Regions from separate parts of the Homo sapiens genome. Here region 1 is linked to region 2. A link is a contact called in ENCODE Hi-C data. All regions are on one chromosome and are shown on one strand. Each heading gives the region's core, a stretch centred on a gene start or an enhancer-like site at or near the end of the contact. The rest is flanking DNA. Distances are from core to core; before and after follow the strand shown. Region 1 has its middle 22 kb from the start of BCAS1-AS1. Region 2 overlaps BCAS1 (brain enriched myelin associated protein 1).

Evidence for each region. Hi-C counts contacts between places; a loop is a spot of excess contacts on that map. Pooled maps may share reads with other maps.
Region 1: a map with no recorded cell type shows a loop between it and region 2 (10-fold over the local background). The contact joins two enhancer-like sites. A Hi-C loop is called at or near these places in 3 of 37 single-sample maps with no recorded cell type and 4 of 50 pooled maps.

Annotation. Positions count from the first base shown.
Region 1 is chr20:53,892,073-53,895,110 of GRCh38, reverse strand. No RefSeq gene overlaps it. Among named protein-coding and RNA genes, the nearest start is that of BCAS1-AS1, 22 kb to the left of the region's middle. Within about 2 kb of position 1,275, at least 7 of the 41 ENCODE cell types and tissues checked have a DNase peak (open chromatin) inside an H3K27ac peak, as active enhancers do.
Region 2 is chr20:54,016,634-54,019,722 of GRCh38, reverse strand. All of the region lies in intron 4 of BCAS1 (brain enriched myelin associated protein 1), which reads left to right. Among named protein-coding and RNA genes, the nearest start is that of MIR4756, 50 kb to the left of the region's middle. Within about 2 kb of position 1,707, at least 3 of the 41 ENCODE cell types and tissues checked have a DNase peak (open chromatin) inside an H3K27ac peak, as active enhancers do.

The sequences.
Region 1 (3,038 bases), core at 26-2,525, 120 kb after region 2:
GGGTTCGCACTCCTTGCAGTGACAAGCTGTGTGACAGAACAAAACTACCTCTTTGTGCCTCGGTGGCCTCATAGATACCACCTCAATAATACCACATCATTATGGAAACTTTATGAAGGCTATATTAACGAATGGGTGCAAAATGCTCAGCTCAGTCATTTCTCAATAATAATGACTCTTTTTATAAACATCCTCACTCTTTTTTTTTTTTTTTTTTTTGAGACAGGGTCTTGCTCTGTTGCCGAGGCTGGAGTGCAGTGGTGTGGTCACAGCTCACTGCAGTCTCAACTTCCTGGGCTCAAGTGATCTTCCTGCCTCAGCCTCCTCAATAGCTAAGACTACAGGCACACACCACCATGCCTGGCTAAATTTTTTGTAGAGATGGAGATCTTGATTTGTTGCCCAGGCTGATCTCAAACTCCTGGCCTCAAGAGATTCTCCCGCCTTGGCTTCCCAAAGTGCTGAGATTACAGGTGTGAGACACTGTGCACAGTGAAACAGCCCCATTCTAATGATGAGAAACTGAGAAGCAAAAAGGTTAAGGATTAAGAACCTAAAGATGCAGAAATCCAGCCAGCGTGTTGGCTCACGCCTTGTAGTCCCAGCTACTAGGGAGATTGAGGCAGGAAGATAGCTTGAGTGCAGGACATTCAGGCAGCAGTGCGCCATGATGGCACCATTGCACTCCAGCCTGGGTGACAGAGCCAGACCCCATTTCTAAAACAAAAAAAAAATCAAATAACTAAAGATACAGAATTTTCAGCTTTTTCTGCAAGAGTGGTGCACCCTGAAGTATGTTATACCAAACACTGGTGGGATACAGAAGGGTATTCAGAGAGCTATCGGCAACATTATGTATTACTTTTTTTTCTTTTTTTTTTTTTTGTGGTGGAGTCTCGCTCTGTTGCCCAGGCTGGAGTGCAGTGATGCGATCTTGGCTCACTGCAACCTCTGCCTCGTGGGTTCAAGCAATTCTTCTGCTTCAGCCTCCCGAGTAGCTGGGATTACAGACGCACGCCACCACGCCCGGCTAATTTTGGTATTTTTAGTAGAGACGAGGTTTCACCATGTTGGCCAGGCTGATCTCAAACTCCTGACTTCAGGTGATCCGCTCGCCTCGGCCTCCCAAAGTGCTGGGGTTACGGGCATGAGCCACTGCACCTGGCTGTATTACTTTTAATAGTTGTGTATTTTCATGAACACATATATACTTAAGGGTGGAGGGTGGGGTGGGGAGAGGATGGAAAAACTACCTATTCGTACTATACTTATTACCTGGGTGGCAAAATAATCTGTACACCAAAACCCCATGACACACAATTTACCTATATAACAAACCCGCACGTGTACCCCTGAACCTAAAAAAAAAGTTTAAAAAAAGCATTCTTTAAAAAAAAAAACGGTATGTATTTTTTTCACAGTTTCTATCTGTGGCAAGAAAATCAGCCTCCCATTTACCATAGTGACATAAAGTTTCCTTTTTATGTCAGTGTAGTCAATATCCAAATAATGAAAGAAAAATCTTAAGTCAACACTAAACAAGGCAGCAAGAGATATGGCAAAAATCATGAAGTTCATATGTGAGCAGCGGCATGAGAGACACTGTGGTAGACCACATCTGGTGATTCAAATCGCCCAGCAAGATGGTCAAGGGGCCCCTTCAAGGGTTGCAGACAGTGACAGTCTTGTGATTCACTCCCACGTTCTTCATAAGTGAATCTTTCCTTTCTCTGGGTACACATTGACCTATTCCTTCATGAATTTCTTAACCACAAATTAGAACCATGTTATGACCGTCTTGGTCTCCAATTTTTCATCTTTCCTAACTTCCCCCTTGATGTCATTAACTGGTGTGTGTGTGTGTGTGTGTGTGTGTGTGTGTGTGTGTGTAAAAGACAGAGAAAGAAAGGCTGAGGGAGAGAGGGAGAGATGCTTGTGAACAAAGACCATACATGCCTCTCTTGTTCACACCACCTGCTTCAATAATGGACATGTGGGAGTGGCTTAATAGTGATCGTTTACCGTGTGCTATGCATGCATGATTGTTTCTAATCCACCCAGCACTTGGCAAGGCAGATAGTATCACACTACGATTTTTACAAATGAGGAGGAACTTGAGGCTTACAGGGGTGAGGTGGACCCAAGTGGAAGCAGCTAATGTGACAATATTAGAAGTTGAACCTGGGTAGCCTAAACTTAGAGCCTAGATCTAAACCCTTACCCCATTGTCACCCACTTTAAAAGATGCCAGGGAGAGGAGGGGAGGGGAGGGGAAGGGAGAGGGGAGGGGAAGGGAGGGGGAGGAGAAGGGAGGGGAAGGGAGGGGGAGGAGAAGGGAGGGGAAGGGAGGGGAGGGGAGGGGAGGGGAGGGGAGGGAAAGAGAAGGGGAAAGGGAAAGGGGAGATAGAGGCAACAATATTATTTTTATTTTTTATTTTTTTGAGACAGAGTCTTGCCCTGTCACCCAGGCTGGAGTGCAGTGGCACAATCACAGCTCACTGCAACCTCTGCCTCCTGGGTTCAAGTGATTCTCCTGCCTCAGCCTCCCAAGTAGCTGGGATTACAGGTACCCACCACCATACCCAGCTAATTTTTGTATTTTTAGTAGAGATGAGATTTCACCATGTTGGCCAGGCTGGTCTTGAACTACTGACCTTAGGTGATCTGCCCACCTCAGCCTGCCAAAGTGCTGGGATTACAGGCATGAGCCACTGCGCCAGGCCAATAATATTGTTTTTAAGCTACCTAACTAAACTTCCATGTCTTGGGTTCTCTTTTGCACTAAGCATTGGACAGACATCATCTCTATTCCTCATCTAAAATCTCTGCTCAGAGGAAGCTTGACTTGGAGACAGGGTAGAGGTTTGCTATTTAGTCATTTGCTGTCAGGACGGAAGTCGTTAAAGTCAGGCAAGCTATAGTTCCAATCTTGAATCTGCCATCTAAAAGCCGAGTAACCTTGGGCTCATTATTTATACTGCCCAGGCCTCGGTTTCCCCATCTATAATAGGGATGATGATGCCTACTCCATCAGGTCC
Region 2 (3,089 bases), core at 458-2,957:
CTCAGCAACCCAGCTTATCCCACCTTCTTCCACCTGCTTTGTTCTAGCCATGCTGCCAGCCGATTGGAAGGTGCCCACCCACATTGAGGGTGGGTCTTCTTCTCCCAGTCCGCTGACTCAAATGTTAATCTCCTCTGGCAACACCCTCATAGACACACCCAGAAACAATACTTTACCAGCCATCTAGGCATCCTTCAATCCAATCAAGTTGACACCTAATGTTAACCAGCGTGATAGTACTTTCCAAGTTGGTCTGTGGAACGTTAGTCCAATAAGATGGGCCTAGAAATAGGGCTCTGCTATGGAATAGTTTCAGAAAATCTATTTGCTTTATAGTCTCTACTGAAGATTCACAATGGACATCCACCTACTAAAGGCTCTGAGAAGTCCTGCAGCAAGCACGCCTGTTTCACTTTGTTTAACCAAGTGTTTCTCAAACTTAATCATCCATGTAGCTGTTGGGCCTCTAACAAGGTAGCTCAATTTTCCAAGGAATGGTTCTTCTAGAGAACGTTGAGCTAGGCATTTAGACCAGAAGTTGTATGATGTTGGCTGTGGGTTTGAAGAAGTAAAATAAAATAAAAAACATAAACCAGAAGTTGAAAACTAGCCATCTGTAGAAGGCCTCTAGCCAGAGATGCATCTTACTTGGCCTACATAGTGTTTTAAATAATATTTTAATTAATTAATTATATTTTTGAATTAACAAAGTTGATGATATTTTAAAGCAATAATATGTCAATACAATTCTATATTTCAGACTTCCCCATAATGGGTAGTTTTGCCCTATATTTCCAGACAGAATGTGAGTTGTGACTGTCCCTTAAGATGGGGCACCCACTCTCCAGTTCACCAAATGATTCCCAGCAGCGCAGCCATGTAGGTTGTCCTTCGTCATAACACTTGCATTGGTATTTTTCTTGGGTACAGTTGAGAATCAAGTAAATACACCCATCATGGACCACTTTACTTCCTTCATCCTTCATAGCACTTATCAGAATTTGAAGCTACTTAGATGACCATCTGTCATTCCAGCCTGAGAGTCAATCAGGCAGCCAGTGTTAAGCAATATATAAAAGGGGTGGGAGGCTGGGCGCGGTGGCTCACGCCTGTAATCCCAGCACTTTGGGAGGCCGAGGCAAGTGGATCACGAGGTCAGGAGATCGAGACCATCCTGGCTAACACAATGAAACCCCGTCTCTACTAAAAATACAAAAAATTAGCCAGGCGTGGTGGCGGGCGCCTGTAGTCCCAGCCACTCGGGAGGCTGAGGCAGGAGAATGACAGAGCGAGACTCTGTCTCGAAAAAAAAAAAAAAAAAGTAAGTGGATACTTTCATTTATTCATGCAACAAATATGAGTATTTCCTTTGTGCCAGGAATGATTTTAGATTCCCCAGCAGGTAGAACAGTGTACTTCATGGGAGCTTTCCTTCTAGTGGAGAGACCAACAATTTAAAAAAGAAAGAGAATTAACAAGCAAACACTTCCAGAGTTTAGAAAGAGCTCTGAGTGAAATAAACAGAGTTTTGAGATAGAAAGTAGACAGGAGAGTGAAAATCACAACTGGGTGAGGAACAGAAACAGAGAAGTGTTTAAACAGTCAGTGAATAGCATGTGACTTTTTCTTTCTTTCTTTGCACGGGCCAAACAATTCTTAGAAAGTCTGCAACCTAATTCTGGCAGCATTCAAAACTGTTTTCTCGCTTTGGGGAAGTGTTTGTTAAATAGATGACGAATGTGTTCTAGGCTGTGGATTATTAGTTTTTTGTATTTAAAGGCAGGTTTTCTGGTGTGGTTTTTGTTTGTTTTTTGTTTTTGTTTGTTTGTTTTCCGTAACATTGGGTATTTTTCCTTTAGTAAATGTGAAATGCTGTCACCAGTCTGGAAGGTTGTGCTTGTTAGGAACTAATCATGGAACAGAAGAATCTTCCACAAATCCCTTTTGCCCAGTGTGGCTTACCCTGGGAATCACTCTTCACTCACTCTGCCTGCAGCAGTATTTTTCCATTTTAAATCACACATATTGGCCGGGCGTGGTGGCTCACACCTATAATTTCAGCAGTTTGGGAGGCTGAGGCAGGAGGATCACTTGAGACCAGGAGTTCAAGACCAGCCTGGCCAACATGGTGAAACTCCATCTCCACTAAAAATACAAAAATTAGCCAAGCATGGTGGTGCACGCCTATAATCTCAGCTACTCAGGAAGCTGAGGCATGAGAATCGCTTGAACCTGGGAGATGGAGATTGCAGTGAGCCGAGATCGCACCACTGCACTCCAGCCTGGGCAACAGAGCGAGACTCCACCTCAAAAAAAAAAAAAAGAAAAGAAAAAAAATCACACATAAGGGAACTATACTTAAGAGTGTGCCAACTCATGTGTCCTTAGGACTATCCCCAAAGCAAAGCCTGCTGCCAAAAGGGAAACAAGAGAAGAACATTTTATTGCTTAATTCTCTACCCACATTTTACTTGCCATTGGAACTCAAGTTGACAAATTCACTTACCCCTCAAGCAGAGGAGTTGCTGAGGGAGAAAAGAGAAAATGTACACTAGCTTTATATGGGAAGCAAGTGTGCGTTGCTTTCTTAGATAGATTTCTTTCCCCCCTCCCCCTATGTGAACAACAGACAATGCTTTATTTAATCTTACAAATGTAACATCTCCACATCAGTTAATAACTATGGATTAATGATGATGTACCATGCTAAGGCCCTGGGCTAGACTTCTGCTACCCCCGTGTGAGATGAGCCTTAAGTATCCTGAGGTTATGTCCACAGGGTAGTAAAACAGGTAGTGATGTTGTGATTTACAGTAGAGAGTATCACACTGGATAATTGGTCCAACCCGGCTTGGTTCAATTAGTATAAGCAGCTGAAATTAACATTGCCTCTCTCTTCCCCAAAAGAGGAAGAAAAATGGCTAAGTGGAACATTTTTATATCTGTGTTATCCAGACTCAATTTCCATCTCAGAAAAGATGCCAGAGGACAATGGAAATCTAGATTTCTTGGTTTTATATTTTCATGTTATTTTATTTCCCTCTGAAGTCTTAGATAATTTCTTAATCAACTACCTGGACCACTAAGAA